4 separate regions of the Homo sapiens genome follow, and all the other regions are linked to region 4. A link is a contact called in ENCODE Hi-C or POLR2A ChIA-PET data. All regions are on one chromosome and are shown on one strand. Each heading gives the region's core, a stretch centred on a gene start or an enhancer-like site at or near the end of the contact. The rest is flanking DNA. Distances are from core to core; before and after follow the strand shown.

The links. Hi-C counts contacts between places; a loop is a spot of excess contacts on that map. ChIA-PET counts read pairs that join two places held with the same protein, here RNA polymerase II (POLR2A). Pooled maps may share reads with other maps.
Region 1: a pooled map shows a loop between it and region 4 (4-fold over the local background). The contact joins two enhancer-like sites. A Hi-C loop is called at or near these places in 3 of 37 single-sample maps with no recorded cell type and 8 of 50 pooled maps. POLR2A ChIA-PET finds 5 or more read pairs at or near these places in 1 of 52 experiments (GM12878).
Region 2: a loop to region 4 is called in a map of GM12878, with 2.1 times the contacts of the local background. The contact joins two enhancer-like sites. A Hi-C loop is called at or near these places in 3 of 168 maps with a recorded cell type or tissue (B cell, GM12878 and naive thymus-derived CD4-positive, alpha-beta T cell), 20 of 37 single-sample maps with no recorded cell type and 14 of 50 pooled maps. POLR2A ChIA-PET finds 5 or more read pairs at or near these places in 1 of 52 experiments (activated B cell).
Region 3: a loop to region 4 is called in a map of GM12878, with 4 times the contacts of the local background. The contact joins two enhancer-like sites. A Hi-C loop is called at or near these places in 2 of 168 maps with a recorded cell type or tissue (B cell and GM12878), 12 of 37 single-sample maps with no recorded cell type and 7 of 50 pooled maps. POLR2A ChIA-PET finds 5 or more read pairs at or near these places in 1 of 52 experiments (activated CD4-positive, alpha-beta memory T cell).

What each region holds. Positions count from the first base shown.
Region 1 is chr6:708,405-715,612 of GRCh38, forward strand. No RefSeq gene overlaps it. Among named protein-coding and RNA genes, the nearest start is that of EXOC2, 19 kb to the left of the region's middle. RefSeq lists a silencer at 851-1,051. Within about 2 kb of position 3,012, at least 35 of the 41 ENCODE cell types and tissues checked have a DNase peak (open chromatin) inside an H3K27ac peak, as active enhancers do; they include GM12878, where a contact is called at or near this core.
Region 2 is chr6:484,522-491,576 of GRCh38, forward strand. It overlaps EXOC2 (exocyst complex component 2), which reads right to left. Exons shown (of 28, transcript NM_018303.6): 26 at 6,604-6,665; 27 at 4,458-4,517; 28 at 633-2,243. The coding sequence ends at 2,150. Among named protein-coding and RNA genes, the nearest start is that of IRF4, 96 kb to the left of the region's middle. Within about 2 kb of position 5,775, at least 4 of the 41 ENCODE cell types and tissues checked have a DNase peak (open chromatin) inside an H3K27ac peak, as active enhancers do; they include GM12878, where a contact is called at or near this core.
Region 3 is chr6:586,071-592,909 of GRCh38, forward strand. It overlaps EXOC2 (exocyst complex component 2), which reads right to left. Exons shown (of 28, transcript NM_018303.6): 11 at 6,399-6,517. Among named protein-coding and RNA genes, the nearest start is that of HUS1B, 68 kb to the right of the region's middle. Within about 2 kb of position 3,626, at least 2 of the 41 ENCODE cell types and tissues checked have a DNase peak (open chromatin) inside an H3K27ac peak, as active enhancers do.
Region 4 is chr6:223,529-230,084 of GRCh38, forward strand. No RefSeq gene overlaps it. Among named protein-coding and RNA genes, the nearest start is that of LINC03066, 21 kb to the left of the region's middle. RefSeq lists enhancers at 1,907-2,066, 2,127-2,176, 3,472-3,531, 4,092-4,221, 4,232-4,351 and 1 more. Within about 2 kb of position 1,908, at least 9 of the 41 ENCODE cell types and tissues checked have a DNase peak (open chromatin) inside an H3K27ac peak, as active enhancers do; they include GM12878, where a contact is called at or near this core.

The DNA.
Region 1 (7,208 bases), core at 1,762-4,261, 490 kb after region 4:
AAAGGAAATGGCAGCCTCTTGCCATACCAGGAAAGGGTAAGTCACAAAAAGTGATTTTGCTCTTGTTTATTCTGTGACGTACATTTCTTTGAAAAACATTTTAGTTTTTCAACCCCAGAAGGGAAACCATCAGCCATGCTAAAATTTATTGTTAAGCCTAGCAAAGTGGAAATGATCGTGGAAAATATTAGAGAGGTATAATTTTTATTTTTTGAGACTTTGTACAAATAGTAAAACATGCCTTTCCCCATATCAGTTCAGACTTACCCACAAAAGCCCAGGCAGCCAAATGGACTATAACAACCCAGGTGTCATTTATTTTCTTAAGATATCATTTAATGTAACAAGACAGAAAGAGCCAGAGGTTCACTACCAGGAAGAAAATGATATGGCCATGAATAGTGTGATTTGCATTTAACTTTTAATTTTAGAACGGCTAAATGAAAAGAAAAAATGCTAAATATATTTTAATCTACCAAGTGAATGAATGCTTTCTAGCTTGTTTTCTAAACTGCTCAGAAGAGTGGAATTGCTGTAAGAACCCTCCTCTGTACTGGATTAAATATTCTGCAGGGCCATCCAAGGTTAAGTCTCTTCTTTATTTAAACTGCAGCACATTTCCTTTTCTTCATACTCGGTTCTATTACTGTGTGTATATTTTTAATAAACAAACTTATTTTCCTTTATCTTTTTCTTATTTAGTTTAATATACTTTTTAAACAAGTGAGCCTCAGAGAATTATTATGAATCTCAATTGCATATGTAAAAATACTTTCATAGTCTATGAAGATCTATAAAAACATAAAGTATTGCCATTATTATATGTGCAGCATTTCTTATGATTCTGCATTTCAAATGCAGAATCAGTATCATGTGAAAAACCCTAATTATCTTATTTAGCTCACATGGGCATATTCAAAATAAGTGGCTCAGCTTAGCAATATTTGCATAGTCCAAACAGATTTTTTTCCCCTCTTTGACACCTTTAATTTTAGGGCAAAATATGTATGAAAAAATTCTATTTATGAATTACAGTAAGGCATTAATAAGTTATTTCAGCCAAGAAGTCAGATACCTTTACATGTTTTGTTAAATGTAAAGATAAAATTTGATTGACAGTTTAGTGCTATCACCAATTTATAAAAAGTAATGAAAAATAGCAAATTTATACCATTAATTTTTTGATTAATATGTACAGATGAAGTTTCTTTTCTTTCTTAAATCAGTTGCCCACATGAGAGATCAAATGTTTTTCTAGCTTTTACTTTCAGCTCACAGACATGGCCACCTTTTGCTCCACAGAAAGTTCTTATCATTTTCCGTTTCAAGGTAAATTGATGTGCAATTACCATGCTCATCAGTTACACCAATAGCAGAAATGCATATAAACCAAGAGAAAGTAGCTCTCAAGATTAAGAAAATGACCTAAGTTCAGTCTCATTTTAAAGACAGAAAAATGGAAATGTATTTGCCTTTCAATGGACACACTTTCAGGGTATTGAATAAAAGTAACCGTCTTTGATAACTAAGTCTACCAAACGTGTACATATTTTCAACCATTCTAAATCTTTTTAAAAATATGTATCATGCAAAATGCATCAGATTTTAACAATTTATTCTCTCTACATTAGTTTAGAAATTAAAGATGCATACATCCAACATGAAATCAAAAGTCAGTTTTAAGGTGTAAATTATCTAAGCCAGGTATATAAATTTAATTTTTGCCAAAATTGTGTTTTTACATGAATCCATTGAAATAGAGCCTTCTGTGAATGGTAGGCAATACAAAATTTATAGCGGTGGTAGATTATTAGAGCGACGTGGTATAGCATCTTGAGAAAATAAAATATTTCACCGTCAACCTTCATATTCCTAACAATGCTAGTGTAACACGCACATTTTGAAATTTGTGTGAAGCCCCAGTGCTACAGTGATGAAGCAAGCTCTTTTTTAATTTTAGTTTTTTTATATTAATCTGACCAAAATTTAGATTCAGTCCATTTTATGATGATTTTAGACACTCGGCATCAATTGTTCCATGGTACCAAATAACTTTTTATATTACCTCTGATTTGTCTTTTGCTTTTCACAGCAACTGAGCACATCACTGTGTTTTCCCCTTTTCCCTGAAGAAGTAAACTTGTCTTTTTAGTCTCATGACAAAAGCAGGCAACTCTGGTGGCTTATATTTAGTTACAATTTATAAAGGCAGGACTGCGAGTCAAACCCGGGACGTTTTTTTCTGTTGTGTGTTTGCGTGCTGACGGGGACTGGCTTTTCTTCTTCTTCTTGTAGTTTGAAATGGAAACGCTGCACTGCTGAGAAAATACCACGGAAATAGAACCCACTGCATTCCAGGAAAATAAATAAGCAAGGCCACCCAAATTTTCAATGAGTGCTCCTGCAGAATGCAGGAAATGGCAGGAGATCCGTCCGAGGCACCCCAGGCCGGGTCGTGGGTAGAGAGCAGGGACGAGGGCTGGGAGGGGACGCAGGCACAGGGTGAGGGTGGCCCGTCTCCAGGGAGAACTGCGCGCTCACAGGCGGGGCCGGCTTCCCGCATCAGCCCGGCCGGGCTGCAGGTTCTGAGCGAGGGGGCGGCCGTGCCTCACTCTGGGCGGGACGCGGCCTGGTGCAGGGACGCTCACTTCCAGTGGCATTTCCCGTCTTACACGATGAGCTTCATCCACGTTCTCCATAACCCCCTCCCCGCCACGGGAAGCGTCAGCCACCTGGAACAGCCCTATTCTGCTCGGTTGTAAAAAGCGTCAGGCGCTTTTGATTTGAAAAGCGTTAGGCCTGGGAATCGCTGTTGCTCCCTCGGTGGGCACGCCCTGCTGACACGCCCTAGCCCACCGGGGAAGCCACTGGCCACGAGGGAGCGAGGCGCACGGGTGTCTTCCCTCCCCAGAGTGAGTGTCAGGGAGGAAGCCAGGTCTTCCAGGGCGCTGACAAGGCAGGGCCGGGCTCCTTCCCTCCGTTGTGTTTCTCTGAAATGTTCGAATCACTGGTGTGACGGGAGCACTTAAAGCCGAAAAAGGAAAGACGAAAGCAAAGGATTCTTCAGGGCACATGTGTACAGACTCCTGCTTCCCCTCACTTGCTTTCTGTTTCACTTCTCAGATCATCACTACAGCGTTTGCAGCTTTCCAGCTCATCATGCTGAACTGAAGACAAGACGAGGGGAAAATCAAGGGTGGGTTTTTCCGCAGCACCGTGGTGTCCCGGCTTGGGATACGTTTTATCTGTTGTGAGCCTAAACCTTTTTTACTTCTCAAGCCAGGCCAAATTTTTGGATCCCCTTCAGGTTGCATTGGTAAACAAGAAGGAAATGTACACATTCTATTTATTCTTACAACCAAGAAATGAACTAATTGAGTAGCTAGTGTGGACCACAGTTGCAAAGGAAGGAACTCACAAGCGAGCTCTTCAAGCTGTGATTATGTGGGCAGGAACAATGGCCTGGGTAAAGAGAAGATGAATAGCCATCACTCCAGCCAAACAGCAAATATGAAACTCAAATTGTGCTTTGTTATTTTTCAAATAGCAATGCTGTGTATTTGTGGGAATCATAGGAGAGATTTTTTAAAAATTCTTATCTGCAAAGGTAGAATGAATGGGAACAAAAGCACTGACTGTGTATTTCTTCTTAGTCAGCTTCTTCCAGTTGAGCCCATTTTCTTGGCAAATCAACTCTTTTGTTAGGTTGAAAAGGGTATCATTTCCTTTTCACAGTAAAATCAGGAATTTCATTTTGTGCAATACTACAGCATTTCCTGTCATTGAATTCTAATGGTTTGGGAGTGTGTTCTTTACCTAGCTTTCCAATACAAAGCAAGGAACAGAAAAAAAAAGTCTCTTTCCATTTGCAATAGTTTCTTTTTTTTTTCTTTTTTTAAATTATTATTATACTTTAAGTTTTAGGGTACATGTGCACAATGTGCAGGTTAGTTACATATGTATACATGTGCCATGCTGGTGCGCTGCACCCATTAACTCGTCATCTAGCATTAGGTATATCTCCTAAGGCTATCCCTCCCCCCTCCCCCCACCCCACAACAGTCCCCAGAGTGTGATGTTCCCCTTCCTGTGTCCATGTGTTCTCATTGTTCAATTCCCATCTATGAGTGAGAACATGCGGTGTTTGGTTTTTTGTCCTTGCGATAGTTTACTGAGAATGATGATTTCCAATTTCATCCATGTCCCTACAAAGGACATGAACTCATCATTTTTTATGGCTGCATAGTATTCCATGGTGTATATGTGCCACATTTTCTTAATCCAGTCTATCGTTGTTGGACATTTGGGTTGGTTCCAAGTCTTTGCTATTGTGAATAGTGCCGCAATAAACATACGTGTGCATGTGTCTTTATAGCAGCATGATTTATAGTCCTTTGGGTATGTACCCAGTAATGGGATGGCTGGGTCGAATGGTATTTCTAGTTCTAGATCCCTGAGGAATCCCCACACTGTTTCAAAATATACATGGCTTGAGATTTTGTAAGTTTAGGAATTTCCAGCCACAGGAAAATCAAGAACTGTGAACTGCCGTAGCATCTGCTCTCACTCCCAGGGAGGGCAGCTCTGGGAGGAATGGCCCACGGAGCATGCGCAGCTGTGGCCTTCCAGCCTGCCCCTCTGGCCCTCAGGTGCCGCGGTCTGCTTCTCTTCTTGTCTTCTGTCTTTTCACCACCATACCGGCAGCTCTTGGCGTTTGTTAGCACCTTCCATCCATCCAAGTGGCTTCCAGAGAATTATCTAATGAATTCATACCAGTGTAAGTTATTCATAGGGTTTAACTGATTTATTCAGCAAATGTGCAAATGTTTCCAAGCACCCTACTTGTTGAGGTCTCTGAGAAATATAGAAATGATGCTGGCACTTGATAAAATACCAAAATAAATCACCACCCTGCAAGGCTTTGGGCTCAGTGTCAGAGATGGAAGGGACCTTGATACCACGCAGACCAAACCTCTGATTTCATAGATGAGAAAGTTAAGGCCTAGAACTAGCCAGTGACATGAGCAGATTTCCACTAAAACTCCGTAGAAATCTGCTGGTCTCTCTGCTGCTCTTTCTGGATTGCATCAATATCCAAATCTTTCTCACATGTTGTGGTAGATGAAATTGCTGTTAAAATATTCACTGCCCCTCTGACAGGCTTCTCCCACTGAGGGAATGACACACCCTCATCCCACTAACATCAGCCTTGGCCCTGACTTGCTTTGAGAGTGGAATGAGAGCAGAGGTGACCTATGCCGTAGCGCGACAGAAGCTATCTGCCTTTGTTTTTTTTTTTTTTCTTCCAGGGCATCCACATTAATCTGGATAAAGGCTGCTTCTTCAGCCACAGCTAAGGTGCATGTAATAGGAATGAGAGCCACCTGTGTTTCAGAAAGCGTCTGGGATTTTAGAGCTGCTTGTAACTGCAGCCTAACACAGCCTCAGCCGACTGATACATCCAGTGTCGTCAAAACAGAGCAGGTATTGTTCCATTCTGTACAGTTTAACCTTAATCGGGACCCTCATGTGCACTGGGATCCTGATTTGGGTTCATGGACGGAAGACGCCCATGTACTGTGTGCTCCAGTGCTCCGTGGACGGTCTGGTCTTTTCCCAGGCTGGGCATGGACAGAGAAGGGCACACCTGGAAAGCCAGGGACTCTGCTGTCCTGCAGTGGCCAGGTTTACCCACGCCTTGAGAGGCTTTCATTTGAAATTCAGGGCCCCAACTTAGCTGTCCAGGTGGGAGAGACTCTCCAGAAAAAAAGGATGAAGATGTGCTTTCTGTCTTTGTATTTTTGGTAACTTCAGATAGCCTCAACGTGAGCCACGTGTTCCTAAAGAAAAAATCAGAAAACATATCCATGACATAGGCCAGTAGGGAACGTATTTATGAGAAAGCAGGAAAGCAGGCCCAGGGCACACAGATCTTATCTGGGGAGGTGGCTTTTCTACTGGACTTTGAAGAATGAATAAGAATTTGACATTCAGAGATGGCAGGAAACAGCCATTTGTGGTAAAGGCTCATTGTGATCGGAGACATTAGAACAGAAAGGCCTGGGATGTTTCAGAAAGTTGGTAGTGCAGTTTTTATTACTTCTTACAGGAACATGTTCCTCTTAACAGCAGAAAGAGGCTTAACCTAAAGAATTTAATTGCTAACTATACAATTATGTTTACTAGGTTAGGCCAAGTATTTTGTTGTCTGTTTTTGTTTTATGAAGGAGAGGAGGTTGCTGTGGATCACCACACGTGTCTACCTAGTCTTTGATGGCTTACAGCATTTTACTGATATTTAGGCACTGATCATGTATAAGGATAACTCGTCCACTTTTATCTGTGTTCTCTATCCTGGACACTGAGCTACTCAAGGGCAGGGTGAGTGTCTTGCTGAACTGATATCCTGAAGCTGAGCACAGTTCTTGACACAAATGGGAATGCAGCAAATGCTTATTGAGGAATAAATCAATAAATATGGCTAGCCTGCCTCAATCTTAAAATGTAGAAAATGTGCCCATTTTCTGAAGTGAAGGTATTATGTGCCTCTCTTCAATATGTAGAAAAATCAAAATCATCATCATGATTCACCCAACGTGTGTAATGGCCGACCCTGAACAGCGAGTCAAATGTTTTCCTTTAGAAGAGGGTTCACAGCTGTGCTGGGCATCTTCCTGTTTTATTTGTGACCATGGGTGCCTTTGCAAATCCATTTGTGACTAAATTCACAAAAATTTAGTCACCAAAAAAATGAGAAGAAGCAATATGTAATTGCCCTTTGAAATTGATTTGCAAACCATTGTTTATTTCAGCTCAGTGTTTTAAAATGATATTCACAATAATGTGAATGTCTCTTCCTGCCCCAGCTCATTCTATGGTCCATGCATGTTTCTGAATCATATGGCTGAGCTATAATCCCCAGAAACCAGGGACAGCTGTCCGTGGACGGACATGCTTTTCTGGAAGGATCTCTCCACTGGACACCTTACAGCTGGTGGGAATTACCTGAGCCATGGTGATATGGAAAAACCCACATCAGTCAGGATGCTATGACTAATAGAGTCTAATATAGTTCTTTAAAAGAGGTAATTAATTTGTTAGCACAAAATGGCCAGAATGATTTATAGAAATAAAATAGATACTGCATATAAATAAGTACTTACTGTTGATGTCATCATTGGAGGCAGTGTAGACATGCATAAACAGAT
Region 2 (7,055 bases), core at 4,525-7,024, 260 kb after region 4:
TCTGTAACTCAAGTAGCTCTTGAAATCCCCCTTTCTTCCAAGAAGTCCCCCCTGACTTGTTGGAATAGTAGTCCTTGAACTCCCTCACTTGGGTATGGGGTTTTTAGGCCTTTACCTTCCACTCTGAGCCATAAAAGCACTACCGGTTTCCGTGTTGCTACTGTTTATTAGCCTCTGGAATTGATGAACTTTCTCTGAGCTGTGACCCAGGTGGATGGATGTCAGAAAGCATATTCCGCTGGAAGGAAGAGCTGAGCAGTAGTGAAGTCAAGGACATACAGAGCCAGAGTGTGAACATGAGTCCTGCTACTTACTGCCTTGCAGTCTTACGGAAGTCACCAACCTCTCTCTAAGCCCTGATTCCTTCCTCTGCTAAATGGACGTGGCGGTAAGCTAGCCCACATGTATCATAAGGCTGTTGTGAGGATTCAACGAGGCACTTCATGGTGTGCCTCGCACATGGTAAGTCCCCAGCAAACAGAATTAGCAGGACCTGACAGATGGTTTCTGACAATGTGTTTACCAATACAGGGTTAACCAGAATGTAAGTATTTTGGGTGTTAACAGTAGAAATATGAAAATGTTGAAATAAAGACACTTAGGGAAAAATGTCAAGTAAATTACAACTTACATTAAAGGCAGATTCTTTATTGGCTGAATGTGCTGTAGTAGATATTTAAAATATCACAAACATTCATGATTGCAGTTTTTAAACTTAGCTCACAGTTGAGTTAGATACAACAGTTAACATACTTAGGAAAGACAATTCTTAACAGCTTTATCAAGCACATTTGTGAAAGATTAAACTTTCATTTCCAGTTACCATGATGTCCCCCCATACACCAAATGAACCAACACATTTATTTATTTTAAATAATGGAAACTGTACATGGCTACACTGTGCTCTAAAATTACTTGCATTAATGAGGACATTAATTTTAGCATTTAAAAAAAGAGATTTAAAAATAACCATAGAAAAACTTGAAAACCCTGACAAGCCGACTACAAAGAGAATTCCTCTCTGAAAATTTTCAGATGCGACGGTATGAGGGAGTTGGGTGGGCCGCTGACTCTGAGAGAAGTCCCGGTGACCTGAACCTATTCCAGTGAAGCCAGTCAGCAGTGAATGTGGGGCAAGTGCATGCGGCTGGTCTACAGCTCCCATTGCCTGGTGACCAAGGAGCATCCTGAAGTTTCAGAGAAGAGACTGTGTGACAGCAGCATTGTTCCAGCTACTGAGCAAGATCCTTCAGCAGGTAAGAAGTGGCAGAGACAGTCACCTGCTGAAGGAGCGGGCAGGGAGTTGGCCGTCCACGCGGAGCCTGGCCTTTCCGTTAGGGGACCCTGAAGTCTGCGACCGCCCCGCCAACACCTCAGAGTGTAACACAGTGCCCGTTACACATTCACACTCCATCACAGATAACACACAGGGCCTCAGGGACTGCAACACGTGCATGTGTAGTGACGCACGACAAATTAAGAGTGAGTGAGAATGAAAGCTCATGCTTAGCCCTGTGAAAAATAAAAATCAGATAGCAAAACGCAAAGTTAAATCACAGACACCTGGACCACAAATAATCTACCCCAGTTGTAATATGTATTTTAATGGAGACCATAAATTTTTCCAAAAACCCGCTTGAATTAGAAAACTTAAGGCCATTTATATGAAATGAGGGTTTTAAGCACAGCTGTACAGTTTAGGACAGTAAGAGCTCCAAAGATGTCTACATAGCTTTCCAAATCTCGTATCAGTCAGTCTCTCCGTGTGTCGTGGGAGCTGCCTGCGCTTCCGTGAACGGGACACTGAGAAATGCTTCAATATGTGCCACGCCATTCCAGAAAACTCCCTGCAGAAGCAGCTCTTCCTGCAGCACTCAACCTTCTGCTGAGATGCAAAATATATTTTAAAATGTATTTTAAAGTCATACAGGATCTGATCTAGTAAGAATGGCAAAACAAATACTTCCTGGGCATTTCAAATGAGGTCATTTTGGTTGAAATGTATACCAACAATTTTCGAAGTCAGAGGAAGAAAAAAGAGAAAAATGGCAAACCCAATGTTTAATACACCAAATACCTTTAGGGTACTTAGAGAGTGAACAGTCTTATTACGTGTTATTTTCCTGGACTTCTTTTATGTGGCAGATATTTATGTTTTCATCATGGTTGAAGAAGCTGCTTGGAAACAGGTGAGCTGCAAGTGCATGCTACTCTTGAACTTGTTCAGGAGCTCTTCCAGTAACCTGCAGGACGGAGACACTTGTTTTACAGCCCGACAGATGGGGCGGCCTAGCAACGCAAGAAAACACCAGGGGAGCCAGTGCCCGGCTCTGCCTGGGCTTGCTGTGTGGAGAAGGCAGCTGAAAAGTTCTACCTATGGATCCTTAACTCAGCAAAAGAAACACATCAAAGAAGTTGATCAAATAGGATATACTGATAACGTATTTATGTTTGTACAGAAACATCTCCTTCCTATCCCCTCCCAAGATTAGATTCCTCCCTAATACAGACTGATGTTTGGGCCTATTCTTTTTTAGAAATTCAACTCTAAAATAATTTACACACCTTCAAATTCACTTTTTGTTAGATGGTTCTATGAACGCTGGCAAAGCCATACCGGAGTGTAACAGGCTACAGCACGTGGCATGGCTGCACCCTTTCCCCTGCTGCCCCTCTAGTCAGCCTCTTCCCTAACCCCATCTCCCAGCAGCCACTGCTGACTTTCCCTTCCTCTCATTTTGTATTAACAGGTATTAGAGAGTGGGGAGCGAAAGCAGTGAGTTAACCACCAGGGCAAGCAGGGTTAGGGGCTAATTCCACTAGGCAAATCGCTTTGCTGCCTGATATCGCAATCTGTTTCCCCAACTGATGTGATACAGTCATCTAATTTTTTTTCTTTTTTTCAGATGGAGTTTTGCTCTGTCGCCCAGGCTGGAGTGCAGTGGCGCGATTTCGGCTCACTGCAACCTCCACCTCCCGGATTCAAGCAATTCTCCTGCCTCAGCCTCCTGAGTAGCTGAAACTACAGGTGCCCGCCACCACACCCGGCTAATTTTTGTATTTTTAGTAGAGACGGGGTTTTACCATGTTGGCCAGGATGGTCTTGATTTCCTGAAGTCGTGATCCGCCCACCTCAGCCTCCCAAAGTGCTGGGATTACAGGCATGAGCCACTGCGCCCGGCCCAAGTCATCTAATTTTTAAAGCTAGGAAGGATCTTAGAGTTTTCCTGGTTTGGATGCAGCAACCAAGAACTGGGTTTAACAGTACTGAGGTCAAGAGATTATTTCACGGTTTAACAATGTTCAATATTAGAATGCTATCCCCACAGCAAATCTAAAATATAGTCCTGACCTGGGGCCATTTCAGGGTGTGTATTGTTCGTGACACACTACCTTTTGAGCCCTGTTCCACATATGAAACGTAGCAGTGACTGTTTCAATCTTTTATCATATTTATTTTAAAGAAATGAACAGGGTTTGGAACCAATTCAAATAGAGGATGGAAGTTAGAGAAGCAGCAAGAAAAAGGAAGAAAGGGCTGATTGTGCAGGCACTGTCTGCACAGCTGCCATGTGCCCACGTGGGATGCGTGCGGGGCGGGGCGGCGATGCCCCCGGGGACTGATGGTGGAAGGGCTGGTCTGCTGCCTGCTCTGTGCGTCGATGCCATGTGACAGCTCCCCCCCATGGCCCAGCCTATGTGATCTCTCTGCCCTGCACTGAGTCTGCACTGCATTCACGGTGCCAGCATTTCAGTCAGTGCACCACATGTGCCTGTCTATGGGCCCGGCAGCCACGTGCAGGGCGGGTGGTGAAGGAATGAAGACTGCCTCAGCTCGGGGGAGCCTGGGCATTTATGAAATTTACCTGGCCTAGATTTTCTCTTAGGTCCGTTTCCTGTTCTATGAGTAGTAAAGTTTAAATTCAGGTTGAGATCATCAGTGTGGTCTAATGAAATATATATGTATATATAAAACTTTATTATGCCATATGTGCACATCTACTTTCATAACATTTTGTATTTTATAGAACACAAAATAAATACTACTGAATTACTCAAAAATTAAAAAAAAAATCACCGACTCCTGCATTTTACTATGCTGTCTTCTTTTTTCCATTACTTCTTATGTATGCTACTAATACAGTTTACTGAATAAGTCATAGATAGCTTTCTTAAGACCTTTTCTATACCAGTCACTTGAAACGAGAGCCAACTTCTAAATTCTCCTAAACCCAGAAGAAAGGTCTTACCTTATTCTGTCACTCAGAAGACATGCAAGTTACAGGTGACGAGATGTACCTACTAACGCTATTAAGTAGGTATATCTGCTTATTCTGATTCTTATTTGGATTCTGCTCTTCCTAGAATCCAAATCATTATTTTTAAAAGGTATTTTAGGAAACAAAACCTTGTTGAGCACATTCAACTGGCTCCTAAGAACAGCACACAGGACTTACTTTTTATCTGCTCCACTGGAAAGCTGGGGCAGGGCTTCCAAAGCCTGCTTAAAACTTGACCTGAAACACAAACAGCCACACTGAAGTTGAAGCCTTGCACAGGAGAACTGCTGACAAATTCTTAAGCATCCCTTAATTATTGAGAAGCCAATAAAAGCCAGTGAAGCAAGGAAATATGAGAAAAAGTAAAAGTGAAAAACAATAGAAAAAGTAAAAGTAAAAGCGAAGGTGTAGCTACCAGGTGGAGGCTTTGTAGCAACGGGGTCAGAAAAACTCAAATAGGAAATGAAACGCTACTTGAAAAGCTAAAGGAAAAACATCTTCGAAAGGATGCTAGTGATAGAGGAGAGCTTAATGTGAACATGTTTAATTTAAAAGGAGTCTTTTCAAAACAAGCAGCTGGGGATAATCCAGTTACTCTAAGAAATGGGGATGACCTTCTGAAAGATGACACAGTGGGGTGTTTACAGTATTTGGCCTGCACAGGGCCTGATCTACAGCCAATGTCTTGTAATAATTACAGTCTACTTAAAACTTGTAGAAAAATGGAGAGCTATATAGATGCTTTAAAAATTCAATGTAAGTTCTTTACATGAAGGTAAAAGGAAAGAATTTTAAAAAGAAAACTGTGGGATGTTTAGCTTTTACAAGGAGAAAGTATTAGAAAAATTACCAAACCAAATGAAAAGCATCATAGGGGAGACTGTGGTAATTAACTTGTACCATTCACAAAGGAACAGTTCTTTTATCTCTCTTATGATTGGTTAAGGTGAAGAAATACTGCAATTCTTGACTTTAGGGGGTCGTTGCTTTTATATTGTAAAAACATCCTCAATCTACCAGGAAATACGTTTTTGAGCAATATTCCTCAAATCAGGGGCAAGTGTCACAGCAACAGAGAGAAAGACTGAAAAGTTCCAACAGAGTCATAAAACCCGGTGCTGGGCATCTCCAGCTGCTCCCGGGAGGGCGCGGTGGGGTGTGGGACGGGTGGCTTGGCGCACTCGGGTCCCTTCCCACATTCAGCGGCCTCTTTCCTGGTGTGGAAGCCACTGCCGCTACCTCCACCATCAGCTTGTTTCTTATGAACCTCTTTTTGATTAATTGAAAGAAATGTGATGTAATTGTTTTGACAGTATGACAATAATGATAAACATACTACATATTATTGGCAGGGTACTGAAAATTAAAAAGTGATTTGGCACATTTTCTCATTTAACACCCTCAAAAGCTTGCCTAGAATATTTTAAACTTCCTCTATAGATGAGTACCTTATACTCTAAAACTAAGTCAGCAGGAAGAGGGTAGGCATTTGCATGAAGTGTGCACACATCCAACATGGGCTGGGTGCTTTCCATCCTGTTAGTATGTTGTACAGACAAACGATGGCTGGGAAAAGGTGTGGCTCAACAGTGAACATGGCCCACTAAAAATGGCTGCTGGTGAGCTGTGACCGACGGGAATGAAAGGCTAACTTCATTGGTTAGGAAAAAATGGAAAACGTATTTTCAGTTGCAAAGCTGACAGAATGACAGCAAGCCATGTTATCAGATGCTGGAAATGAGTGAGTAAGCATATTACAGTGTCCTCAAACATTTCATTTGCATACGACTTGGCTTCTCAGGCACATCAACACTATAACCCAGTATTTCCTAGGTAATGTTGCCCACGTAGTAAACAATTTTGCACAGACAAACAGTAGTTCTGCTTCACTTCACCTACTGATATTTCAATGGTAGGAAATCCTGACTTTCATTCAAAACAGCTAAAAATTATCAAATTTCCACTACAAAATTTTGCAGAGAAACCACAAGGCTTCCTCTTATACTGATATTTACAGCACTTGAGCTGTCCTTCAGAGTCTGCTATGAACAGACTAAGACTCAGTTCTTATCCTCTTTTGCTTTAAGAAGTATGTCATACTCTGCTGTATTATAAGACTAAGATTTGTCAGTAGTAAATGAAAAAATTATATTAAACCCCTTTCATTTACATTGTGTTACAAAGTGGCCTTGACATAAACTTTATCACATCACAAATTCATGAGCATGTGCTCTGATCAGTCATCTTTACAGAGGACAGAATTGACTAGTAAGACAACCTTTATTTTTAATAGAGCACTCAACTAAAGAACACTGCCACTTACTTGCTTTCGGGTGTCAGGTAAACAGCCACAGTGTCCCTCAAAGCACAGATTTCAAGTCTCGCCTGAAAATGAGAAAAAGACAAAGTGACAACAGGAAAATTTATATTATCAAATATAAACAAGTACTAAGGTTAAGGGTCTCCAGCCTGCTCATCGTAGGATGGGGTTGGCGTAATACCACCATGGTGACCGCCAGTCATGAGTAGAGTTTCTAAAACAGTCCGAAGAAATTTGCTACCACAAAATGTTCGTTGACTGAAAATTAACTTGTAGTCAAGGATGACTGTGTGAGGGCAGGGAACTAGATATCTCACTATGAAAAGTACAAACTGTGTCATGATTTTCCAGCCATCTGTATTTACTCTCTAACCACTAATTTTTCTTTTAGTCTTGCAAGAGGAAAGACACTTTGAAACACTGCCCTGAAAGGGCCCGTGTCCCACAGAGGTAAG
Region 3 (6,839 bases), core at 2,376-4,875, 360 kb after region 4:
CGCAGATCATTTGTAAGCAATTTCTTACGGTAGTAATTGTGTTTTCAAATGCTCTAGCCTTCAGTAGACAGCTATAATCAATTCAAGGAAACAGCAGGTGCCAAGCAAACAAGTAAGTACTCTGTCACCGAGCCCCGGGCATCAGAAAATAACCAGACACACTCGAGTCAAGAGAGAGGTGGCATCCGCTGCAGGCTGCCGGCTCTGAAGCTTTACATCCAATGTATGTGCCATGAGTTCCTTTGGCTCTGATGGGGGCACTGCGGGCCTTCCCAGGGACAGCCTTACATTTCCCAGGATCCCTCCTAAGGGACTGGATGCTCTCTCACTCACCTCCATTTTCTTAACTTGCTCATTCTCAGAGCATTTATTTACATTGCACATATAATTTTAGAAGTGAGTGATGAGGTCTGTGTAAAATTTCCTTAATAGAATTCACCTATGTATAGCAAAATAGCATAAAAGTAATAAAGACCAGAAGCACTTCATCGAGCTTGGCTAGTTTCAGGTGCAGCTCTTCATGAATCCCCAAATACCAGCCAGCCTTCCCTTACCAGGGGAACGCTCACCTGCTCTGACATCACATTGAGAAATCCTGTTTGATGCAATATTTGCTCCAACAATGTAACTCAGAGGGAGGTGTTCAGTAACCTATTCCATAACTCACTGGTCTGGAGGGAGTGTGATCAGGTGAGAGGGGGAGTGACCTGGACACCCACTAGTCCCACCCCTGCTCAGGATACGGAGGACGTGTCTGGACACCCACTAGTCCCACCCCTACTCAGGATACGGAGGACGTGGGTCTGTCCTGTGGCTTCTCTGAGACACCTTTGTCACATGCGAAATAGAGCTAAAGGCATCCACAAAACTAGACAGTTTCCCAGATTTCTTCCACATCTAAAATGTCACAATTATGAGAGGATGCTCAAAGGAAATTCCAAACAATATTTAGTAGGCATTCCCCCATATTACCTTACATTTATATTATATATAATTAGGACAATAATAAAACATCCACCAAGGGTCCCTAGTCAACAACAGTTGTAGATCACACAAAAGAAAATTTGTGTGTATTCCCAGCAAACTTATAATTAAGGCAAATATTTTATATAAACACACGCACACATACACAAACATAGATATGACATTACCTGTAGATGTAAATGTAGATATGTGTATTTTTTTTTTTTTTGAGACGGAGTCTTGCTCTGTCGCCCAGGCTGGAGTGCAGTGGCACAATCTGGGCTCAGTGCAAGCTCCGCCTCCCAGGTTCCTGCCATTCTCCTGCCCCAGCCTCCCAAGTAGCTGGGACTACAGGCAAATGCCACCATGTCCGGCTAATTTTTTGTATTTTTAGTAGAGACGGGGTTTCACTGTGTTAGCCAGGATGGTCTCGATCTCCTGACCTCATGGTCCGCCAGCCTCAGCCTCCCAAAGTGCTGGGATTACAGGCGTGAGCCACCGCGCCCGGCCATAGATATGTGTATATTAAAGTTAACATGTGTGCAATGACATACACATATAGAAATGATCACATACAGAAAAACACCGACATGCAAACTGGCCAAAGCACACTCTATTTCACTAATGGCGAATCCTCCTTCCATCCGAGGAAACGTTCTGTCCGCGTCTGTGCCGCATTTCATTTACCATTTGCCTGTGCACTGAGTATCAGCTCAAGGGCAATGCTATCGATGCACTCAGAAAGATACTGAAGAAATTAAACTTTCTGAATTTGAAACTGGAGTATTTCATATTTAAAAAATATTCATATTTTAGGTAATGGTCATGGTATTTTGGCTACAGTTTTTAAAAAGAATCCTTATTTCTAAGAATTACATACTGAATTAATTATGGATAAAATGATGTGATCTGTTTTAGAATAATCCAGGGTGAGGGAGGGGAGAGAAGCAGGTAAGACTGGCTATGAGCTGATAAAATGAGATTGGCTATGAGTTGGTAACTGCTGAAGTCAGCGTGAGTACATGGGGTATTGTTACATTATCCTTTCTGCTTTTAAATATAAGTGGGATTTTCCAAAATTTAATAGTGAAAATCGCTTCTGACCTAAGTTCAAAAAACCACCCCAATTTTCCAGTTAAAAGCCTCTCATGTGCTAGAATTACCTACATTTAGATTAGCAGTGTTTACTGACAATGACAGAGGGAACAGTTAAGCATGTTCTGAATGTCAAAAGAAAAAATAAAATGTGAATTTAAGACATTTATATTGTATTGTCATTAAAACTGTAAAGTTCAAAGAGTTGTAAGGAATTGTTTCCACTTTTTTATTTTTTGAGATGGAGTGAGTCTCACTCTGTTGCCCAGGCTGGAGTGCAGTGGTACGATCTCGGCTTACCATAACCTCTGCCTCCTGGGTTCAAGTGATTCTCCTGCCTCAGCCTCCTGAGTAGCTGGGCCTATACCTGGCTATACCACCATACCTGGCTAATTTTTGTATTTTTAGTAGAGACAGGGTTTCACTATGTTGGCCAGGCTGGTGTTGAACTCCTGACCTTGTGATCCGCCCGCCTCGGCCTCCCAAAGTGTTGGGATTACAGGCGTGGGCCACCGCACCGGCCCTTCACTTTCTAATGAAAAGATGAAGTAATGAAAGTAACCTGAGGCACTGCTCCCATTCCACGCACATTCTTTCGATTATTTCCCAAGTGATGAACAAGGTGCGCAACAAGCTTGCTCAGAGTAAGTGAGTTACAAGAAAGCTTCTGTCACCTTTTTTTTTTCCAAAACACTGATTTTAAGCAATTTAGAATGAATATATATAGCAATAAATTAAGATGTCAGGGAAGGAAAGATGACGGTGTGTTTCCCTCTATCTTTGAGAAAGATTCAGACCTTTGGTGATGGAATACTGGTTATCAGATATTTGAGGTAAAGATATGACGAGATAGATGAAATTTTCTGGAATTTTTCCAGTTTCAAAAAGTCCATATGTTGTCTTCATAAATTACACACATATTCCAGAAATTCAAATATTTTCATACCAAATTAGGTATTCAGTTTGTTTCCTGAAAGTATAAGTAGGAAAATCCTTGGTCAGACCACATATCCTATCTGTATCCAGTGAATATGGTGACTGCATTCATCACCACCTTTGCTGGAGAGCAGTGACATTTGTCGAGCACCCGCACGGTGTCTGGAACGCTTCTCAATGCCGATCTAGAGAACTGACCGTCGAGCACCCGCACGGTGTCTGGAACGCGTCTCAATGCCGATCCAGAGAACTGACTGTCGAGCACCTGCACGGTGTCTGGAACGCTTCTCAATGCTGATCTAGAGAACTGACTGTCCAGCACCCGCACGGTGTCTGGAACGCGTCTCAATGCCGATCCGGAGAACTGACTGTCGTTGTTTAGGTTCAACTGAGATTTCACCTCCTCTAGAAAACTTCCCTGGACTTCCCCTCAACCGGACTGCACCCTTCCTATCATACATTTTCATACAATTTTGTACTCCCCACTACCTCACACTTTTCACTATTCCAACTGAATACATGCCTATGTGATTTTTTAGATGGTGTGTTTCTCCCTAGACCACAAGCTCCAAGAGGCCAGCTCGCACTGCACTTCCGGCTCCTGGCACAGCAGCCAGCACCCTGGTGACCAGCCCTGGCTGCACATGAATCGCCCGGGAGCTTGAAATTGCCTGGACTCCAGCCACAGAGATTAGAATGTGCTTGGCACGGAGGGAAGGGGTAAGGCCAAGAATTGATAACTGGTTGTTAAAAAGCCCCAGTGGACGCGTGGTAGCTCACGCCTGTAATCCCAGCACTTTGGGAGGCCGAGGCGGGTGGATCACGAGGTCAGGAGATCGAGACCATCCTGGCTAACACCGTGATGGGGTGAAACCCCGTCTCTACTAAAAATACAAAAAAATTAGCTAGGCGTGGTAGCGGGCGCCTGTAGTCCCAGCTACTTGGGAGGCTGAGGCAGGAGAATGGTGTGAACCTGGGAGGCGGAGCTTGCAGTGAGCTGAGATCGAGCCACTGCACTCCAGCCTGGGCGACAAAGCGAGACTCTGTCTGGAAAAAAAAAAAAAAAATCCCCAGTGGACTCTGATGGGCCCTTAAGGTTGAGAGCTCTGCCGAACAGAGTAGACTCAAAAATTATTGGTTGAATCAACAGAGAAATAAATATGTAAGGCTTTCTAAATATTCCCAAAGACTGCAGACTGTGTGTAACATTTGCTGTCATTTTCACTTGCTAAAAATATAAAATAATTAATGACATTAATGGGGATGTTGACATGGCTTCAGCAGAGATACCTGGGTTTTCTTAAATACCAAGCATAGAAAAAAATGGCATCAGAGCTGGAAAGTACTCAAATCCAAGCCAACTAATTCATGACAAAACTATGCTAGAAAGAAACAACGGCGACCTCTCCATTGTACTTCCTTCTCTACCAAGACTGCTCTCCTGTTACAGCTCCTGATCCTCCCAGGGACCTGATGAGGGCCATTACTCCTTTTCATGTCATCCAGTTAGGGGCTCAGGTCTCAGGCCCTGCATTTGCCAGAGTCACCACCAACAGCGTAAGAGCAATCCTAAGGACATTTCTCTTTCATCTTCTGCTTCATCTTGGAGATTTTGCTGACCACTCCCTTCTGTTTTCCTCCCGCCATGACCACCCCTTCTTCGTTTCCTTTGAAGGCTTCTCTTCTTCTACCAGCCCCTAAAACATCACTTGTCAGGACTCTTTCCTGAGTTTGCTTCTTTTTTCGTCTTCTTGGGTAAATGCACGAGTTCCAAGGGACCACCTGTATGCCCACCAAGCTCAAATTTCTCAGTCTCTAGATCCAACTACTTCCATCTCTACTTACATGTCAGACAACCCCAAGTCAAGCTGTCCAAACAAAGAGGCGGAATCACTTTTCTCCCCTATGTTCCCTAACTCAGTGGCACCATCACCCTAACTAGCTGCCAGTCAGCCATCTGGAAATCACTGCTCATCCCTTCCTCCTCTTCATTTGTCCATCATCCAGCCCTATCAGTTCTATTCCTGAACGGCCCTGGAGTCCATGCTCTTCTTCACATTCCCACCACCTCCACATCAGGTGGGGTGCCTGTCTCCTCACCAGCTTCACTGCTCTGGGCTTGCTCCCTCTCATCCACCCACTATGGGCGGCCAGAGTCGTCATCTTTTCAAAAGTAAGTCTGAGCTTGTCTTCCCCCAATCCATTGACCCCAGCTTAAAATCCGTCAGCGACTCCCCATCGCACTCTGGGTGAAGTCCAAACCTGTCACAGCAGCCAAGAAAGTTCGTCTCTTCACTCCACCTCCACGATCTAAGCTCCAACCACACAGGATTCAGAGGCCTTCTTGTGCTTGTAACCTGTGCACATTCTCCCTTCCTGGAAGTCTTAAATGCTTTCCTTCTCTATTTCAACTGTCAAGTACAGATACCCTTCTGATCTCAAAAGAGATGTCACTCCCTTCAGCTCTCAGAATGTCACTCCCCTGACCTCAAAACCCTGGATCAGAGGCTACTCCTAAGCACTCCAATGTCACTCAGAACTTCCCCAGTCATATGAAACAGCACACAATATTCTAACAGCTGGCTGGTTATCTGTCTACCCTACTATTTTGTGAGCTTGCATGAGCTAGGCCCTTGTCTGTTGTCCTGACTACTGTGACTTTGGCACCCAACAGTGTCTGCAGCATAGCAGGCATTCAATATACTCAATATTCTCCAAATGATAGTATACAAACAAAAGCCAATACACCTGCACACAAATAGACCTTTGACTTCTCTCCCCCAGCTTCCCTCAGGGCCTCCACACAGGTGGTCCCTTTCTCAAGCTGAGATGGCTAGTAAGCTACCTTTTATCCTTCCAGTTCTAATACGGAGGCTTCTCTGAGACATTCCCACACCAGCCATCTAAAGCATTCTCCTCAGTTACTCCCTTTTGGAACATCTTGATTTTCTTTTTTTCTTTCATCACATGTCCCAGCATTTTATTTGGTTAGTTACATGTTTAGTGGCTTTTCCTTCCTCTAGCGGTAACTCTGGGAGGCAGCAGCTATGTCTTACTAGCGATGGGTGCAGTGCCTGGCACAGAGCAGGACTCAACATACACCTGACGAGACGATGTGCAGACTGATAGTTACCAAAGACCAATGTCACCTCCTCGGCATCACGCTGCCTGCCCCGAAACGTCAACGCTGTCCACCAATCGCAAAAACAGACATGATAAAAGAGTTGTCCCTTTTCATTAGTACAATGCTAACCAGTGGCCAAAAAAACCACAAAACAAGCAAAAGACAATAATAAGAGATACCAAGTAAATTAGGTAGTCAGTGCCTTCATCATTAAACATTCCCAGAATGCATCAAAATGACATGAAGGAATCACACAACACATTGGAAGAGAAATCCTTGCCTTTCAGATCTTTCACGTAGCCCTCTTTGCAACTGTGCATGAGCTGAAGGATCCACTTGTGTTGGGCTCCAATGCATTGCCAAGCAGGGTCACCAGACGCATGAAGGTCAGACAGGTACCTGAAAAAGCAAGTCCAAGGTTGAGGCCAAAGGGAAATGCTGGCATATTTTAAAATCATTACTTTTTAAAGGCTAAAATTTTATCAATTAGTCTTGTGCCCTGTCAAATATTAGTCTTTAATATTTAATTCTCAATGAAATATATTCAAATTTCTTGGCTAGGTGAGATGGCTCCTGCCTGTAATCCCAGCACTTTGGGAGGCTGAGGTGGATGGATCACCTGAGGTCAGCAGTTCAAGACCAGCCTGGCCAACGTGCTGAAACCCCGTCGCTACTAAAAAAAAATACAAAAATTAGCCAAGTGTGTTGGTGCAAGCCTGTA
Region 4 (6,556 bases), core at 658-3,157:
GACTCCTTAGGTGTGTGAGGTGCAGAATCAACCAACTGGAAAGAAACACTCTTAGCCACTTTAATACTCCTCCTCCCTCTTTCTAAATTTCCTAAACCAGTTGAAAATGGGCACCTTTTCTGAGAAGCACAAGCTGTCTCTTGCCCCTTTTACAAATGTCAGTCATGTGTTGCTTAAGGACAAGGATACCTTCTGAGAAATGGGTCCTCAGGCAATTTGCTGTTGTGTGAGCATCGCAGAGTGAACTTCCACACACCCGCGTGCTATGAGCTGCTTTACACCTGGCGATATGAGACAGCCTGTCGTGCCAGGCTGAGACCTGCATGTCACTGCGCTGAGTGCTGTCGGCAATTATGACACAGTGGCGTGTGTGTATCTAAACAGAGAAAAGGTGCCGTGAAAGAACAATACGAAAGATGAACAACAGTACCTGTGCAAGGCACTTACCATGAGTGGAGCTTGCAGGACTGGCAGCTGCTCTTGTGAGTCAGTGGGTGAGTCGGGAGTGAATGTGAAGACCTAGGACATCACTATGACTACTGCAGACTTTATAAACACTGCACACGTAGGCCACACTCTCTCTCTCTACATATAAAGTATATATATGTGTGTGTGTATATATATATAATTGTGCTAAGACGTTGAGGTGGCTACAATGTCATCACATGATAGGAATTTTTCAGCTCCCTTATACTCTTACAGGACAACCATAGTATACGCTGTCTGTGGTTGGAAATGTTGTTGTGTGGCACATGACCGTATGGAAGAACAGAGAAGACCATTCAGAGCTTCATCGGAGGCAGTGGTGACCGCAGGACCCCTGCATCTGCTTCAGCCCAACCAGACATCCCTGACCCTGCCCAGCAGACCCTGACCTCCGCCACAGATAACCTGGGAGCCTGTGGGCACGGTCAGCAGGGGGCGTGGAGTCTGAGGCACATGACTCTCATGCGCCAGCCCAGTGGTGCCCGCACCTCATTCTTAGAATTTCCTGGAAGTGGCTTTGCTCTGAATGCCTGCGCTGGCATCACAGAAACAAAAGTTTCTTCCCTGGAAGGGATGGGAGCAGCAGGGGCTGGTGGAGGAGCTGCCACTGTTTTGGTCACAGAACCACGCGTTCTCCAGGTGAAAGGTAAAGCTTCAACTCTGCACAGTAATCCAGGGAAGCATCTTCTTCAACGGGACGCGAGCCGCTTTCTCCTGTCGCTGTGGGTTTCATTTGTGGCGACGTCTCTGCAACATCCATTTTTCCCTGAGTTTCTTTCTGGCCGTAGCATGCACCTTCGGGGGCTACGAAGTTCTGATGCTCAGGTACTACAGGAGATCCATTGAACTGAATCTCTGGAAGTGGGGCCCAGGCCTCTCCTTTTCAGAAGCTCAGTGTGTGCTTCTGATGTACAGCCAGAGTTTAGAGCCATCAGGCTCACCCAGTCACGGTGATACCAACTCTCCAACCAGTGACTGTTCTTGGAACATGCAGATCACTCTATTCTAGACGTGAGGCATGAGGAGAAGCCTGCAGGAAGCTTCTGGAAAGGAGTTCATCACTCCTAAGGGGAAGATAGTACCTCTCTGTCTTGTCCAGATGTGACACCTGGCAGAGCTGCCTGGAAGACACCAGTGCCCCAGGCGCCAGGTGTGTAGAGTCACAACCCTGCGTGCCGTGTCTGGAGTCTGCCCTGGCTCTGGGCTTCCTGTGGTAGGTGATGACACAATGCCTCACTCCCTAACCCTGCTTGAGGCTTGGGTGTGAGTTATTTGTAGAGAAAAACATTCTTACTCATTCCTGGGCCTGTTCCTTCTGTACCTATAGGGAAAGAGCGGAGGAACCAGGTTCCCGGTCCAGGCCCCACTTCCTGTTACGCCCTTTAGCTGATTTCCTCTGTTCCTCGCCAGATTCTAGAAGGTTTGCGAACTCTGCTCATGCAAAGTCTGGCTGCGGGGGCAGTGGAGTTGCTGGAAATCAGACTCGAATGCCACACTGCTTCAGGAAACCGAGGTGCTTTCCTCCGTGTACAGCCAGTGTGCTCCTTAGGTCTCTGCATCAGCCTGTGAGGGGGATGAGATCACCGTCCTGTTTCAGAAGAGGAAGGCGAGGCCCGGAGAGGGCGCAGGGTGCCCTGTGGCTGTGGCCACCCGGGAAGGGGCTGTGACGCCCTCGTGGTGCAGGGATGAGGGACGCTGCCTGCCTTTGCTGTCGAGCAGAGGTCTCACCCCTGCTTTGTGAGTTTCTGAGTTTCTGAGTGACCTCAGCAAAGCAGCTCAGCCTTTGAGCTCAGCTTTCTCATAGGAAAACGGGGTTGAAAAATCTTCCCCACATTTATTATGCAAAAGCAACCGACGGAGGAGCGCCTGCTGATGCTCAGCAAAATGCCGTCTGTGTGCTGCTCATCATTCCACGCCTTCACCCTGAACGCCCAGCTTCTTATCAGAGTCTAGGGGCAGCAGAGAGTGATTGAATACGCACGTGTGTCCACACTGCAGCCACGGCAAGGCCGAGAGAGGGGCTCCCCACCATGCTGGCGGCCTGGGGCCTGGACAGAGCCAACTGGGGAAAGTGCCTCGCAACAGACCAACCTGGTGAGGGAGGCGGGGGGAGCACATGGCGCAACCCACCCTCCTACCATCCACATTGCAAAGCCCCAGCGATTCCTGGGCGTCACTTTTCCACCCCCACCCACCCTGTGTCTCTGTGGCTTCGGGCGCGAGCTTGTGGGGCAGAGCCAACAGACAGAGCTGGGGACACCTGGGGCCGCTTCACAGCGAGATGCCAGACTCAGGCCTTTACCAAGCTGCGCGTCACTGGTAGAAAAGGACATTAGGAACACTAGGTAAAAAGCAAAACAAAAATAAATCTCACTTGGCATCTTTCCCATTATAGTTCAGTCGATGGTAGCTATGATTCTATTTGCCTGTGTTACTATTTACTCTGAAAGAGTGGATTTAGGCCAGAACATTTGCAGTCTGGCTGTGTAAGGCACCACAACAGTATCAATGAGCCGCCGCACTCAGGATGATTTAGCTCTCCCCATTTTCTCAGATCTCATCACCCCCAATCCTCAGCTCCCTTGTGACCAAAGGTTAGCATTCTTCACAGAGTAGTTAGTCTGTGGACTGGGGGTGAAGCGAAGCCCCTCCATTTCCTGGGTCTGGAGACCCAGGGCCTCCGAAGCTCTGGCCTGGGCCATGCAGACTTTTCATGGAAGGTGAGGGCAGGGACTTCTGACACTGAGGCCCTGAGTTGGGGCCAAAAGTTTTAGGTGAAGGGCACCATCCCCAGCAAGAATGCTCTCACTTCAGATGCCAGCTGCAAACTCCAGGGTCCCCAGGCCACCTGCACTTCTGACCAAGTCAGGGGTTCCCCTGACCCCTTCAGAGTCAATAATTCACCAGAATGACTCTCAGAACTCCGGAAAGTGCTACATGTATGATGACAGTGTTATTACAAAGGACACAGCTCAGGACCAGCCAAAGGAAGAGACAGCAGGACACAGTCCAGGAGGGCCTGGAAGGCAGAGCTTCCATGTGCTCAAGACCGGTCACCCTCCCACTACATCCATGCGTTCACCACCTGGAAGCTCCACCAAGCTTTGGGGCCAGAGCTTCCACTTGGGTTTCATGACATACTCGTGATTGATTGAATCACTGGCCTGATGGTTGAACTTCATCTCCAGCCACCTCCCTTCCCTAGAGGTCAGGCTCAGAGCCCTGATCCTCTGGTGACACGTGGGTCTTTCCTGTAAGACCGTCACCCGTCCTGAAACCACGCAGGCCCCCACCGTGAGTGACCTGTTAGCATAAATTATCAGGGCCCACCATGAATAGCAGAGACACTCCCATCACTTGGGAAATTGTAAGGCTTTAGAGAGCCTCTCCCAGAAGATGGAGACAAAGGCCAGCATGAGTCCTCATCACACAGGAGGAGTGTGGGTGTCGTGAGTGTGAGCGGTCTTGCTCACACAGGCACATGCCTCTGTTCTCTAGAGACAAAAACCACAGCTCCTTAGCATTTCATGCGAAGCCTGCCATCCACTGGCCTCATCCCTCGTTGCCTAACGTGGGGCTTTTTCTGCAAGGCCGGTGCTCGCTGTCCTCCTCAGGGAAATTCTCACCAGCTCCCTGGAGCATGGCTGTCATTCGATCTTTGGTGTAAACAGCATTCGACAGGCTTCTGTAATCATAATTATCATGACATAATTGTAACTTTTCTTCTCAATACAGTCCTTTTCTCCATTCGATTAAAGTGATATTTTGCTTACAAGTAACAAAAACCTGGCTTAAAGCACAAGGACATTTCTAGTTTACTTAAGTCCAGAGATAGCTGGTCCCAAGGTATTTCGGCCACTCAGGCCACTGAGAACCAGGTTATTTCTGTTCTGTCATCCCTAGAGAGTTGGGCTGTCTACCGAGCAGTCACTGTTTAACATGGACATAGGCGGCAGCTGCCTGGGAAAGCACCATGTGTTTTCACAACGGGGTTCCAGGTTCGCAAGAGAAGGACTTTCTGCTCTTGCACCTCTCTCCCTTATGGGGGGGAAATATTTCTGGGCAGCCCCAGCAGACATCCTACTGGATGACAGGGTCTCTCCTGGCATTCTCCCCTGGCAAGGGGAGTGTGTGGGTGCCTCTGTTTGGGCCATTCCTCAGAGCGACTGTATTGTTCCCTGAACATAATCAGGCTGCCCCGCAGGATGGTGGTGGGAATGGCTGGTGAGCCTTTGACACTGCGAGGTTGTAGAATGTGTTCTAAAACAACAGAGAGGCATCAGAGCACGAGGAGGGAGGGAGGGAAGGAAGAAACAGGCAATGGTGGGAATGAGGAGCAAAGGAAACAAGAAAGAAAGATTTAAATCAGGCAGGAACACCAGGTCCTAGCGTGTAGGTACTTTTTAAGATGGAATGTACTTTACAACTAAACCCTATGTCAGATTCATGTTCATTTATCATGACTTCATTATATGCTGTAGTAGCTTAGTAGTTTTCAAAACTTTTTGTTTTTTTGAGACAGGGTCTTGCTCTGGAGTGCAGTGGCACAATCTTGGCTCACTGCAACCTCCGCCTCCTGGGTTCAAGCAATTCTCCTGTCTCAGCCTCCTGAGTAGCTGGGACTACAGGCGCCCACCACCACGCCTGGCTAATTTTTGCATTTTGAGTAGAGATGGGGTTTCACTACATTGGTCAGGCTGGTCTCCAACTCCTGACCTCAGGTGATCCACTCTCCTCGGCCTCCCAAAGTGCTGGGATTACAAGCGTGAGCCACCGCGACTGGCAGTTTTCAATCTTTTTGAAGCAAGCAAATTTTATATTAAAAAAAAAAAAACATTGGTTTTTTGGTGTGTGTGTGTGTGTGTTTTTTTTTTATCATTTGATAGGTCAATATAAAACAAAGGCAATCCATTTTCCACCCAGAAGTGACTTATACCACATGCTTTGTCTAAGCCTTCATTTGCTCTTGGGAAAAATGTTCCTCATCTTTCTAGAATGAAGAGAAGTACTTTCTTTGGAGATTGACAGGGGCCAGAACAAAGTTAAATAATGTACTCCTGGAAATGCAATTTTGTCAAAGGAGTAACTTCTCTCAGTCCTCAACGCGTGCAGTCATTACACAAGTGCTCGGCAGAGTCAGGGAGTCTCAGCATCGTTCTAGAAAGCCCAGATTGACCGCCTTCCTTCCACTATGCCTGGGCTGGCGGGAGGGCAGGACTAAGTGGCGGGATTGCACCCCTCCCCGCAATGTCTAAAAGTGGAGCCGGGCTCAGCCAGGCAGTGGGTGGGGGTGTGTGGGTCTCAGCCAGTTTCAATGGTTTTGACAATGAAACTCACCTGGGTGTGTGTTATTTGGCTTTGTTCTTCAGATTTAGACCCTCTCCTAAGTCAAATTGAAACTCCCCGAACTGGTATCCTATAAGAGCTGACCCTTATAGTAATGTGTGCTTCGAATCATGTGAACTGAAACCTGTGGACTTCCCACAGCCCAGCAGGACCCACCTTCCCAAGCAGCAAACCCTGGAGCCTCGAGCTGACACGTCAGTCCTTGTGCTTCGTGCACATTTAGAAGGAACTTCAGACAAACTTCATTCACTTCAAACTCTGTCCCCTTGGAGCCTCGAGCTGACATGTCAGTCCTTGTGCTTCGTGTAGATTTAGAAGGAACTTCAGACAAACTTCATTCACTTCAAACTCTGTCCCCTTGGAGCCTCAAGCTGACACGTCAGTCTTTGTGCTTCGTGCAGATTTAGAAGGAAATCCAGACAAACTTCATTCACTTCAAACCCTGTCCCCTTAACCTATTTCCAGTATCCAGAGGTAAAGCAAATCCTTCAATGTGATGCCCAAATAAAACTATAAATATACATATGTAATATATACAAATACAGAAAAATATATACATACATATGTGCACACATGTCTATATGTTTGCATGTATGTATATGATATTGAATCACGCTTTTTCATTTAATAACATGACTTGCAGAACCTTCCACCTGCATATTTAGTTCATATCACTTTATTCTATTTAATAGCTGCAAAACCTCGATCCAGTCTCTTCTATTTG